Regions from separate parts of the Homo sapiens genome. Here region 1 is linked to region 2. A link is a contact called in ENCODE Hi-C or POLR2A ChIA-PET data. All regions are on one chromosome and are shown on one strand. Each heading gives the region's core, a stretch centred on a gene start or an enhancer-like site at or near the end of the contact. The rest is flanking DNA. Distances are from core to core; before and after follow the strand shown.

Region 1 (7,338 bases), core at 1,244-3,743, 500 kb after region 2:
TCAATGCATTTAATATTTTCTCTCCAAACCTAGACATCTCCAAAAGCACACAGGAAGGTGAGATTTATCAGACCCATTTGGAAGGTGATGCTGTCTACTCACTTTAAGGTGAAATGGAGGCAGGCAGATGCCTCGCTCACAGCCACTGCCAGGTAGTAGGCGTGGAAACTGGGCCTCCTGCTTTCTGGGTCCTGTTTTGAAGCCCGTCCCTGAGCCCAGCGTCTCTCTTTGTGAAATCCATGGAAATCCAGATAGACTGAAGGATTCCTCTACTCAAGTACTTTAAGAAAAGTTCCTGATTTTTCCCCTTGTTAAGCCCGAGAAGGAGGTGGGAGGGAGAATGCCTCCCCTCTGCTATTCCTTGGCTCCAGGTTTCTCTTTAAGAAATGCAATCAGACCACATACTCCTCAGCATCTGAGAACACTTCCTCTGGAGTCCAGTTCTCCTTTCCAGGCAGCTGAGGGAAGAGAGACTTTAAAACTGGCAGAGGGCATCAGGGGTGAAAGGCAACCCTGAGAGTAGGAAAAGGCCAGGGAGACAGGCCGATTCCAGCAGGGGAGACTGGCCCATCTGGAGCGCCAGCACATGCCTGGGGATTTCCTGGCCTCACCTGCAGACACCCTCCCCTCCCTGAGGGTTGGGATGCTCAGAGATCACAGGGACTCTCAACCCACTGCTGGGAGTGGCCCCTCTCAGACAGGCATTTTTATTATCAAATGAGCAATGAGAGAGGGGAGAGGTGAGGAACTCTATGAGAAACATGCAGTCTTTTATCACGTCATCAGTTTTCAGTGAGAAAATCCAGACCTTCTTACTTTTACAGAGATAGAATTCAGTTCTCAGGGACTTGTGAAGATGCAGCATCATCAAATCATTGTGTGTGTGTGTGTGTGTGTGTGTTGTGTTTTCCTTATCATCCACCTTAGAAAATATTCTCCACATTCCCATGTTAAAATATTTTTTCCTAAAATCCATCCATCCACATGCCAACATCCTAAAGACAGTAATATAGGTTCATTGCAGAGGATTTGGAAAATACAGAATTGTGACCAGAACAAACTAAACTGCATCCATAATTTTATCATCGAATTTGATCAACATTTTGGTGAATAGCCACCAGTCTGTTTTCTATCTTTTTAGGGAATATAAGTTCCAAGAGGCAGGGATGTCATTCACTTCTGTGACTCAGTGCTCTGAATCAGGCCCAGTGAAGACTGACGTGCAGCCTGTATTGGCAGAATGAATGAATAAATACTACACACGCATATTTTGAATTGAAATAAGTTGTCAGGGTGCAGCAGAGAATAACAGAAATAGAATTGCTTGGATGTGCTGACCTAGATCCAAGCTGCTACTGGTAACGTACTGTATCTCCTTGAATAAGTCACTTCACCTCTCTGGGCCTGAGCTGCTTCTTCAGTAAAATAATCCTTGTAGCTAAGATTTGTTGAGCGCTCACTATGCACACTGCCATGAGCCCCTATATGTGTATTTCTCATCATAGCTCTATGAGTTACATACCTGCCATCTCCATTTTATGCATGAGAAAATAGGCATGGAGAAGTTAAGTGGTTTGCCTAAAGTCACACAGCAAATTTGTGGAGAGCTGGGCTTGAACTCAGGCATCTGGGCTTTTACTCTCTCCAGTGGAATGCCTGGGCTGTGGGATGAGATGACTTCACAGGCCTCTCCCAGCTCCAGAGTTGAGAGAGAGAGAGGAGTGGTGCAGGGAGGTAGTAGGGATGATTATGCTACTGGCCAAGTTCAAGAAAGTCAATTGTAGAACAAGGTCCAGCTGATTATTACAGAGAGCAAAGTTCTTAACTAGAGGACTTCCTCCTGGAATGTGGAGAGTCCACACGGGCACTAGCAGAGCATAATGAAAGACCAGGAATTCTCTGCTGTTCAATCAGTGCTCCATCACTCAGAGGCAGGGCTGCAAGAGCTCCTAGTGTGTCCCCTTCGCCTTCAGGGCCTCCCTGTACAGCCACCCACAGGACAGTGCACCAGGGTCAGGCAGGGAAGTAAATAAAAAAAGGAATCTGATAATTCCTGACAGTGAGCAGCAGCTGATGCTTTTAATGGGGGAGGAAGACTGGGAATCTCGCTTGATGATGACCTAGGACTTCAGTCAGCAGGACACTGGCCCCTTTCCTCCCCCTCCCAGGCTGAAACCTTGTGTTTTGCCTTATGTCCATGGTAACCAAGTCTCCTTTTTGGTGAGGAGGAATGGGCTTCAGTAAACAGATCTATTTGTGTGATCCTGTTACTCATTTGAAGCAATGTCCCTCCTTTTTTCCACTGTGGTCTGTGTGTCTGAGTCAGAGAGAGCCTACAACAGGGTTCTTTGAATTGATGGCTCACTCCCAGCCACTCTTGACTGACTGCCAGCTTAGCAGGGCGTAGCTTACCAACAAATCTTTTTTTTTTTTTTAAAGCCAGACTGATTCATAGAAACTCCTTTAAAACACGGTGAAAAGAAACCGCCCATTACACACCCCAGTACACCAGCAGAGGAAACTTATAACCTCGGGAGGCAGGTCCTTCCCCTCAGTGCGGTCACATACTTCCAGAAGAGCGGACCAGGGCTGCTGCCAGCACCTGCCACTCAGAGCGCCTCTGTCGCTGGGACCCTTCAGGTAGGACAGCTCCCAACGCTGTGGGGACTCTCAGCAAAACTTCTCCTTCCTTTCCACGGCTCTGCTTCTTCTGACCTCATCTTAGTTTTGCTTTTTCTTTTCTTCCTTCGCTATTTTTCTATGATCCTCTAAGAACCAAGTCCTTGAAACTTTTGGCTCAAAGTGGATACAGAGACAACTTTTTCTAGAAAGTTCAGAAAAGTGTATTTTGAGGACGGAGTCTGGGGAAATCAATGGGATGGGGCTAAAATCGTGCCTGGCAGTGACCGGGTTCTTGTTCTAGGATGTGGAGGGAGCAGGGACTTTGAAACAAACTGGGATAGGATCCTGTTTATGGAGGAAACACCACACACCTTGGAAATGACATCGGGAACTGGCCAGATGTTTTTCACCTCCTCCGTTTTGATTCCGATTGCTTCAGGACTTGAACTGTTACTCTGCTCGCTGGTTGTTGGTTGGGATTTTTTGGGTGGTGGTGGATAGATAACTGGTTTTCAGTTTATTTTTGACATTGCTTTTCCTGCCTGTTTGCTTCCCTATTCACTTCTGTTTAAATTTAAGTATTTTTTTTCTCCTCACAGGATGGGAAGAGGGGGATTGGTTTGTTTAAAGAAAACTGTTGGCCGGGCACGGTGGCTCATGCCTGTAATCCTAGCACTTTGGGAGGCTGAGGCGGGCGGATCACCTGAGGTCAGGAGTTCAAGACAAGCCTGGCCAACATGGTGAAACCCTGTCTCTACTAAAATACAAAAAGTAGCCAGGCATGATGGCAGGTGCCTGTAATTCTAGCTACTTGGTAGGCTGAGACGGGAGAATTGCTTGAATCCGGGAGATGGTGGTTGCAGTGAACTGAGATTGCGCCACTACACTCCAGCCTGGGCAGCTGAGTGAGACTCTGTCTCAAAAAGGAAAAAAAAGAAAAAGAAAAAAAATGAAAAAAGAAAACTGTTAGAGAGAGAAAGAGAGGGAGGCAAATGGTGTTTTAAATGAAACGTGGGAGGGGTTCACTTGGTCGAAGCAGGAGCTGATGAGGATTCCAGATGCCTTCTCTTGGCCAGATGTGGAGGGCGGGGGAGGCAAAAGGGAAGCTGGGTTTGGAGAAGAGGGTGGGGCAGGAGAACTTCATCTGTGCCTGTTAAAAATTGTTGAGTGGCTTTGTGCTTTCACCCCAGAAAGAGCTGCCTTTCAGTGCTGAGTGAAAAGATGGCATACCAGAAACGATAAAAGAACTTTTAAAAGAAAGTGGATGTGGAATTTCTTTGCATGGAAGGCAGTGATTGTTTTGAAATGCTTATCTTTTCTCTTGTTCCCGAAATGTGATTGTATAAATGCAAACACTCATGCTAATCATGAAATCTGGAGGAATGAAGAAGGGTGCTTTTTCTTTTTTTTCTTTTTTTCTTTTTTTCGGTTAGCATTTTGGGTGAGTGTCTACCGAGGTGTGGCCCATTTCAACATAGACACTGGTATATTTTTTCCCCAAGTAAACAAGATGAGAATGACAGGATTCAGCTTGTCTGACAAAGTTAGGCTTTTCCTTTAGAAAGGCAGTACGTTGGGAGAGAAGTTACATGTAATCAACCCTGTGTTGAGCAGGCAATGCTCCTTGTAAAACTGCCCCAAGGGGGACGATTGAGTAGGCATCAGGGCAACTTTTCAAGATGAAGGGAACTCCTACATTTGCTTCACATGTTTATTATTTCCACATTACATGGATGTGGATTAGCCATTATTAAATCAATAGTGTTAATATCCTGTGAAAATTATACAAATCTTTTAGTTCTGTGCAGGTTAAAACTAATAACCAGTCAACACACGGAAAGCCCTGACAATGTTGGGAGTGTAAACCATCATGAACTGCATTATTTGTGGCAAGGTTTCACATGATACTGTAGGTTTATAAAGGAGAAAATATGCTACATGTTACTTCCTGGAGTTTGAAGACAATTTAGAAAAATACCGTTCTGATTCCTGCTCTCTGCTCTTCCTCCAAGAAGTAGTGAAAGAGTCCCTTAGCTGTGAGAGTTTTTCTGGATTTCAGCTTTGACAATCCCGAAATGTGAGGGTTATTTTTCCCCCCCACTCTGCCCGCTGCCTCCCACCCTCAGGGGCAGATCCAATTCCACCCAGACTCCGAAGAATGGGGCGGGGGCGGGGGCTGCAGGACATCCTGTCTGGCGCCCTGGTCAGAGGGCCCCCCACATTTACATTGTTTGTGGGTACTAAACTGTCTTGGGAGTTGGCAAAAGGCCATCAAGAACCAACTTGGAGCAAATCACATCCTTAGAATCTGGCTATCTCCCAGGACTGCTGGGCAGACCGCTGGGGAAAGGAAAGAGATCCCTTCTGTGGAGAGTGGAAAGGACTCACTGTGCCTTCCTCAGCCCTTCCTGCTTCCTCCAGAGACCAGATTAGGCCCATCAAGTTCCCAGCCTTGTCAGTGGGCTTCATGGAGACCCCTCACCCGGGAATGTAGACCCTCTTGGCTTGCTCTGGGTGGCTCTAGGGATTTCAGGTAGTGCCAGACCCACAGGGACTACTGGAGAGAGACACGTTGAAGACCGGGGAAAACTTGTGGATGAGGCAAGACTGCTTTTCTGTAGACTCTATGGAGCCTGGTGGGGCACATAACTGAAACGTGGACACAGGAAAGGGCAGGAGGCAAGTCAGTTCCATTTCATCCTTCATTTCGTTCACAGAATTCTAAATTTGGGAGGGATCTTGGATCTCATTCATTCTCCTACTGTATGCAGAAATCTAATTTTTACACCATCTTGAACAGATGGCCATCCTACAGATCTTAAAATTTCCAGATGCGGGGAGCTCAGAACCTCAGTGTGTACCTCCACACTCATTCCCCTTAGCAGGCCAACTCTAATTTTATTAAAGTTCCTTAAATCAAGCAAAATCAACTTCCTTATAACTTCCTGATTCTGCTGGCCTGAAACAACTCAGAAAATATCTATTCTGGTTTTGTTGTTGCTCCACCCAATGATTCTCATCCTCTAAACACTTAACGCCTATTTAATATTTAATGAATACAACTTGATGGATCTACATTGCATTATCTTTTCTTCTTCTTCTTCTTCTTCTTTTTTTTTTTTTTTTTGCCTAAGGCTCAGAAGGGCAGGGAGCATTTTTGAAGTTTGGAATTATGTACATAGTCAATCATACTCACGGGGTTTTTGATTTGGAGGTATTTAATTTTCTAAATGCATGAATATGGTTCCTTCTTTAACCTCCCACATGTATGTACATAGCTGCCTAACACAAAAGCTCAGGCCTATTTGGGACTCTCAGATGTACATACTCGGAGGGACACACCCAGTGTTGCTACCTACTAGGTCATGGTTAGATCAATCCAATACCAGGACACAGGCTTCTAGCTAGGCCTTTTGGGGATTGTCCCATAATTTGGTCCATAGTTCATGTAGCCCACACCTATACATTGTCACCACCCATCATAGTAATTACGGGAACAGGCTGCCCATCAAATGTAGCCTCCTTGTAATTGCTGGCCAGCAATCTGGGTATCAGCCCCTTGAGAAGAGCTCCTAACCCTTAACCAGCGTAGAACGGGAATTTTCTCACCATAAGCTTCCCTTTTCTAATACTCTTCCCAGATCCGCCCAGGTGATCTTGAATTTCTGGACTGCACTTGCTATTCAGTAATCAAGGAAGCCCAAATATGGTTCCAGTTAGGGGTTTACTTGAATCTTCAGCACCCAGCCCCGACATACACACGTCCTGAGACTGCTCTTTGCAACAATTCAGTCCCTGGTGTCCTGCCTGGGTAAAACCATTTCCTTCAATTTACCTGGGAGATTCACTGATACTAAAGCAGAAAGATGAAAGCACAAACACCTGTGGTGATTGCTGCTTCTCTCTTCCTTTTTAACAAAATGTTTGGGTCAAGGTTTTCTTTTGTGTTGTGGAGATGGCATTTCCCTGGAACTGCAATGGAATCCTCTGCTGTTGGTGCGCTTGGACTTACGTGGCTGTGACAGTTTTTCTATTTGCTGAGCCTGTTTCATGAATTGTTTCTTCAAACCGGGTAGTTAAACTAGAGAGCCCTTTCAGCACAGGTTGAAAGCGTGGCAAGAATCCTGGAGCAGATGTAAGACAGCTGACTAGGAAGACAGAGGGGCAGTGGTGTTATCTTGACGCTGCCATGTAACCACAGGCGAGACACTTGTCTTCTTGCTTTCGGAAGTTGAACTTGGTGGTTCTTTCAGACCCCTTATGGCTCTGAGATTCTAAGATTCACCCAGGCGTGGTAATCCCAGCTACTTGGGAGACTGAGGTGGGAGGATCACTTGAACCTAGGAGTTTGAGACCAGTCTGGGCAACATAGTGAGACCCTGTCTCTAAAAGAAGAATTTTAAAAAGCAGGGTGTGGTAGTGCATGCCTGTAGTCCCAGCTACTTGGGAAGCTGAGGCAGGAGGATTGATTGAGCCCCAGGGCTTTGAGGCTGTAGTCAGCTATGATTGTACCATTGCACTCCAGCCTGAGCAATGAAACAACACCCTGTCTCAAAAAAAACAAAAACAAAACAAACCAACAAACAAAAACACCAAAAAAACGAAAAACAAAAAAATTAAGATCCTACCATTTCTATTTTGAGATATCCCTTGCGCTGATGCTAGCAGCTGGCTTAATCTGTAAAAATTGATAGAAAAGTGAAATAGGGCAACGTG
Region 2 (6,868 bases), core at 4,369-6,868:
CTTCATTAGCTGCATTCACCAGCTTCTCTTGAGATCAACTAGTTCTGCTTGTCCCTTATTGTATTACTGGCCCCAAAATGGCTGCCCCTAAATGGTGGCCTTGGATCTGAAATTCACATGTCCTTATAAATTCAATGCTTCTGTCAGAGTGACCCAGTCTCTCAATGTTCTGACTCTAAATTCTTAGGAGGCAGAGTCTGTTTGACCCAGCCTAACTCAGATACAGAGCCAGATCCAAACAGCTGGGAGAACAGGATGGAGAAGAGTTCCCATACTATCTTCTCAGCACTCTCTAAAAAGGGCTGTTGGCAATTTTGCCTTTTTGTAATTCTATTTGAGCAAGTTGGAAGTTTAATTAGCTTTCCAATCAACCAAATTTCTGCATTCGAGTCTTAACCATATATAAGTGTTACTGTGGCTTCAAAGAAAATATGGATTCTGAAGTAGTGGGTTTTGATTGAGTTGACTGTTTTTAAATAACTCTTTGGATTTTAATTGTGATGCAGAAGTTATAGTAACAAACATTTGGTTTTGTACAGACATTATTTCCACGCTGGTGGATAAGCTCAATAAAGGTCATATCCCAAACTAAAAAATATAAAATAAAATAAAATAAAAAATAAAAAAATAAAAAGGGCTGTTGGTCAATTTTATAAAAGGCAAAGTCAAACAGAGGGAGGAATGACTGATAGATGAAATGACTGGTCTCTTGGTGCATCTGTTTCTAAAATTCCGTTAACTTTCCAGAATGAGCCTGCCAATAGCTCTGGTCTAAACTCAACCCCTGTGACCTCCATTTCACCTCCATTTGAGTCACCTGCTGAACAAGCATGCCCTTCACACTGCTTGTATTGCCTCCGTGGCTTAGACTTGACAGTTTCTCTGCCTTGTCCTCTTTGTGAACATCTACTCCTCTTTTCAAACCCTGCTGGGTTTTATCTTATCTGTAGTTCTATTTCTCTCCCACTCTGTATCCTTCCAAAATAAGTTAGTCACATTTTCCTTTTCACCATAGTACTTTAATTTTCATATATACTACTTATACGATTGCATATGTCATATTGCATTGACTTCATAGATTCTTGTAAGGTGGATGTCATCCAATTCATCTTTATACCTCTAGGATCTAAAACAGCAAAGTAGGTGCTCAGCGACAGTGTACCAGCACACTGAATAAGCATGACTTTTGAGATTAACCTAAAACCACCTAATTTTCATTTTCCACTGTCCCTTTGAAAACACCCTTCAAGGGTGTCTGGTTGCAAGGCTGGTTCTTCTCTTATCCCTGAATTAAAACTTGGGTGGTCCCATTACTTTTTCTGGTCATTTTTAGTTAAGAGATGTTAATAACTAAAATATCCAGTCCTATATAACAATCAAAAGTTGGCACCTGACTTAGTTTAGGCATTTCTCCCTCCTCCCAGTTTGTGCCTTCTGTAGTAGATTTAACAAAACAGTGTGGCCACTTCTCTTTTTTCCTGACTTGTTTCCTTAGATCTTGCCCCTCCTAGTTTCTGATCCCTCCAGGGTTTGAGAGGAGGATGAGCAATACGTCTTACTTTGTTGGTACTAACATGAGCTGCCATCAGTTTCCCTGTACCTCACAGGTATTAAAGACTGATTCCTTATCTCAATGGGCACTTACGTGGGTTTAGGGGGACAAAACTCTACTTCTATGAATTTTTCAACTATAGCTCCTTTGACCAGCTGGCCACTTATCTAACTCCAGAAAGACCTTTAGCTTTTCCCTGCTGAAGTCTATTCCTCTCTTTGAGTGGTCATCTTGGTCAGGTCCAGTGATGACTCGCTGCTGGCTTCTCTTGTCTTTTTTTTTGTAATATTAGCCAGGTTAATGGCGGGGTTTTGCCATGTTGCCCAGACCGGTCTTGAACTCCTGGGCTTAAGCGATCCTTCTGCTTTGGTCTCCCAAAGTGCTAGGATTACAGGCGTGAGCTACTGCGCCTGACTCAAATTTAATTTCTTGTACCCCAAAAAGAGGCAGAAAGAAAGACGGACTGGATACCCTCATTTATAGAACCAGAACCCCATACTGGTACAATATGAAAGTTTCTGAAAAAGGTCCAACAGGTATTTGATATCCACAAAGCACAAAAGACCTAATTATAGTTGTTTTTTTTGTTTTTTTTTTTCTCCAACTGGGCTTAAGCCCCTTTCTCCTTTGCTTTCTGAGCAAAAGTACTACTGGCCTCCAGCAGCTGAAAAAGCCCTTAAGAAACTGAAGCATTACTTGTCTTTGGCTCTAGTCCTGGCTCACTCTAACCCATAAAAACCTTTAAAGACAGAGACCAATCTGTCTAGCATTCCTATCGGTCCCAGGAAGATTCTCTGTCACTCATGTGTGCCTGCTTTTCAAGAAAAGGAACCCAATTAAAGACAGGTAACTTCATGTGGCAAAAGATATTCTTGGCCATTATCACTACCTTTTTTGTCTTATATTCAATAACTAAAGTAGTATGGTGATTTCAACTTCTGAGTTATTTATAAACCTAGAAACCAGAATTGTCCTACTAGCAAGTAACTTGTCTCTTAGAAGCTGAAATTGCTGACCATGCCACTTGTATTCCAAGTGATTCTGTGTTCCCTGAAAGGCTACAAAGACAGGCTTGAACCTCACCTTTCTCATCTGTTAATAATAACAAAACCACTTGTGTGGTCAGAGCTGCCACATCAACCCTGATAGGCTACCGGAAAACACTTCATTATCAATGCCCTGCTGCACATGCATTCCCATGTACAGCAGCCTCTCATTGGAAAAGAACACACATTTCAATCATGCCTTGATGCCCTCCCCAACCAATGAGGTATTGCAGGTTGTAAAGATCCGCCCCAACCCACTACTGCCATCAGCCCTGCTGATGGCCCAAGATTCACCATGTGTAATGCAATAAAGACATCATTATCTGTGTTGCCTGTGCTAGATCAAAAGACCAGCTTGGGAGACTGACACTCTTCTATCTCTACAGCTAAGCCTGTGTATCCTGGCAATTATACTAATGGCTTTATCAATGACCTTTCCCAAATTAGTACGTTAACCCCATTCTTATCACAGTGGCCTTCCTCCTGAATAGAGCTCATGATGCCCTACTTATCTGCCTGTCTCAAGCTCTAAACTTCATTCCTCCAAACGTGTTTTCCAAAACGGAGTCTTGCTCTATCACCTAGGCTGGAGTGCAGTGGCACGATCTCGGCTGACCGCAACCTCTGCCTCCTGGGTTTAAGCAATTCTCCTGCCTCAGCCTCCGGAGTAGTTGGGATTACAAGCGCGTGCCACCACACCCAGCTAATTTTTGTATTTTTAGTAGAGATGGGGTTTCACCATGTTGGCCAGGCTGGTCTCAAGCTCCTGACCTCGTGATCCCCCCGCCTCCGCCTCCCAAAGTGCTGGGATTACAGACGTGAGCCACCGTGCCTGGCCCTAGAGGGAACTCTTAAAGCAGTGGCTCTCAACCTTTGTTGCAAAATGGAGGGTTTTAAGAAAGTACTGATGTCTGGGCTCCACTCGCAGAGATTCTGATTTAATTGGTATAGAGAAAAGCCAGGGCATTAGGATTTTTTTAAGCTCCCAAGGTGATTCTAATGTGTGGGCATGGTAGAGTACCTGTCTTTTTTTTTTTTTTTTTTTTTTTTTTTTGAGACGGAGTCTCGCTCTGTCGCCCAGGCTGGAGTGCAGTGGCGTGATCTCGGTTCACTGCAAGCTCTGCCTCCCGGGTTCACGCCATTCTCCTGCCTCAGCCTCTGGAGTAGCTGGGTCTACAGGTGCCCACCACCACGCCCGGCTAATTTTTTGTATTTTTTTTTTTTTAGTAGAGACGGGGTTTCACCGTATTTGCCAGGATGGTCTCGATCTCCTGACGTTGTGATCCGACCGCCTCAGCCTCCCAAAGTGCTGAGATTACAGGCGTGAGCTACCGCGCCTGACCCGGTAGAGTACCTGTCTTAAAGCTCCCTAAATACAGACGGACCTACGATGCACAGAGCATCCACAATTCAACTGATAGGTGGCATGTACTTTACACTAAGTTCTATGCTACCTCATTTTGTCATTACAATAATCCTATGGCACAGGCACTATTATCCTTATTTTATAAATTGAGAAACTGAGATTCAGACAGGACACACAGAGTGACTGGCAGACCCTAAAGTCAAAGCCCAGGTCTGATTCCCAATTGTACACACTTTATATGACATCATATCGAGATGTCATGCCTCTCAGAGCTGGATGATCCCACTCCCTAAAACAAGACACCCAGGCTTCAACCCTGAAATCCTATTCCATTGCCTCCATGGATTTTTCCTGCAGCATTTTCCTATGCACTTCACACATACAGCGCAGCTGCCAGGATATACTTTAGGCTGCCAAAATGAAATGAAGTCACTTTCTTGGTAAGTGATTACCATGCCTGGCTCTTTACTGAAGTACTTCCATTCTATATATTCACACTGGGATCCTTCTCCATCACTGCTAGCTTCAATCCTGTGGCTTTCCATATTTAGTTTTTCTTACAGATGAAGTGATACTCTTTACCTATCAGCCATTCCTTTGTTGGAGTAAAATTACGTATTCCATCAGCATTCTTCTGCCTTGTACTCCAGATAGTATACAAAGAATCAAATTATAGTAGCTAAGTGGCATAGAATTGCTGCCGATATCAAGATGGACTCTAATATCTAGTGAACTGGGAGGCTAGAGGCTAGAAGTATGTACTTCTGTAAGGTGTCAGTGACACATCTGAGTAATGTGGTAGCTAAATGCCACCATTTCATTCCATGAAATCCACATTTCATTCTGGCTAAAGGGTAAAGCTGGTGAGAGGTGGGAGGGGCCAGGAGGCTCCATCGGAAGGAGGCAGACACTTCAGGTGTTGGGTGGTACCTTTAAGATGTTGCGGGGCCAAATCCAATGCCGGTGCAGGTGTCCCATATATCCTGAGAGACAAAAAGAGGTCAGATTGGTCAGATCCCTCGAGACAGTTCCCAAATTCCTGACTTCTGTTACCGCGACTGTTCTTCGCAATTCCACCTCGGCCTGTGTTCAGGACTGTGGCTTTTAGAATCTTCCTCATTCCATTCCATTAGGGGCGTCCCGATTTCCACCTTATATACACCATGTACTAAATGCATGCCATTTCTGCCTGTTTACAAACATGCATAAGTTCACACTCTTTTAAGAAAAATGTCCTCTACTGTCAACTTCTTTCTAGTCTGGCCTCCCAGGTAGGCTACAGAGCTACTGCCTTCATTTATCTCTCAAATCTTCCCATCTTCTCCTTCCCACTGTATTACCTTAGCTCACACTCACATCCTCTTGGTCACCAGCCAAAAAATAAATAAAACTCCTTTGTCCCTTCAGATTTCTCTCTTATTCTACAACCTCATTAATCGGCTCTCCCGCTCCCACTCCTTTACTACTTCAGTCGCTGAAACCTCCCCTCACAGAGTTCACGGCCAATATAAAAACGGAAAGAAGGGATGACCATACGAGCTTGTGGACTTTTGCCTGCAAAATCTCATAGAATGTGGTGTTGTGTACGTGAATCCATCAGATCAACGCGACGGACACTCCCCAAGGGCCAAATCGGACCGCCTCTCACTAGGCGGAAAGTTTTGAAACTTTTGCGCGCTAAAAATGATGAGCCAGACGCATGCGCAAACGTGCACTCCCGGGGTGGCGCTTCTCCTCAGGCAGATCTCGCGTGGTTTGGTGATGGCCGGCTAGTATGAAGGTTTTCCGTGGCGTTGAGATCCCACCCGCCCTTTTTTTTTTTTTTTTTTTTTTTTTTTTTTTTTTTTGCTGCCCCAGTGGATTAGGATTAGTGCTGCAGTCAAATGAAAAAGATCAAGACAAAAAATTAGGCTAATATAACTAGCCGACAGGCTAGCGGCATTTCTCTGGGGCCGAGGAATTCCACGAAGAAGATCTCTGCGAGGCCCAGAAGGCCGCACAACTACTTCTTCAGAAACAAAATTTTTTAAAAAAGTAAAAATAGAGGAAGTCAGCCAGTTTATCACCTTGGAACCAGCGTTTTGTTTGGCTTTTCCGCTTTTCACTCTACGAAAAAGCCCATTGGCGGCTACCCAGGTTACCGTCCTGTTGCCATTGCGCCTGCGCGGCGGTTTGTTTACCAGTCCAGGCGAAGCGCTGTGTCGCGGTTCTCGCCGCCCCGAGCGCCTTGGTTTGCTCCCTTGACGTGTAATTCGTAATGAAAGTCATGTTTTCATTTGGGAACACGGATCGGAGGTTTAAAACTGGACAGTTTAAGTGTCAACTTCAGACCAAAGAAAATAATGGTAGGGAAAACACTGGACACTCAGAAATCGGTGCCGCGTCAGAGCTGTCACGGAAGATGTTTCTAATGAACCTGAGGAAAACAATAGCACCACCCTAACCAGAACTAAAAAGTGGCAAGCAGCCACAGTTAATGAAACTCATAGGTGGCATTTAGTTACTTATTTAGAATGTAGGCCTAGTTATGGTAAAAATGCAAATAAGACCAAACCTAAGGTCCTCTTGCTCGAGCAAACCTCAAGCAAAACCTACATGATTTAAGACTGACTCTTGAAGCGAAGTAAAAAAAAAAAAAAAAAAAAAAAAGCAGCCATGCAAAATTTGAAACTTGGAGACGACTCTAGAAGCATTAACCCAAGAAAGCACAAGCCAACAAACAAATTTTTGAAATGGTTTGAAGAGCTCTTCAAAGTCAGTTTCAGGTGGCTTAGAAGAGGATGTTGCTTATAAAATGAGATCTGATGGAAACTTGTTTTACAGATATGACTGGATTCGTTTGAAAACAAAAAAAAAGGCAGGCAAAGTGACTTTTTAAAAAGTATTTTTATGGAAGGATTTCTA

What was found. A loop is a pair of places that touch in the nucleus more often than their neighbours do. ChIA-PET counts read pairs that join two places held with the same protein, here RNA polymerase II (POLR2A). Pooled maps may share reads with other maps.
Region 1: a pooled map shows a loop between it and region 2 (6-fold over the local background). The contact joins the promoter of EMP1 here to the promoter of GPR19 in region 2. A Hi-C loop is called at or near these places in 4 of 50 pooled maps. POLR2A ChIA-PET finds 5 or more read pairs at or near these places in 2 of 52 experiments (activated T-cell and activated naive CD4-positive, alpha-beta T cell).

Annotation. Positions count from the first base shown.
Region 1 is chr12:13,194,233-13,201,570 of GRCh38, forward strand. EMP1 (epithelial membrane protein 1) reads left to right here and starts at 2,494. Exons shown (of 5, transcript NM_001423.3): 1 at 2,494-2,640. RefSeq lists an enhancer at 4,534-5,034.
Region 2 is chr12:12,690,565-12,697,432 of GRCh38, forward strand. GPR19 (G protein-coupled receptor 19) reads right to left here and starts at 5,619. Exons shown (of 4, transcript NM_006143.3): 1 at 5,501-5,619; 2 at 4,895-4,947. RefSeq lists enhancers at 5,367-5,526, 5,707-5,786.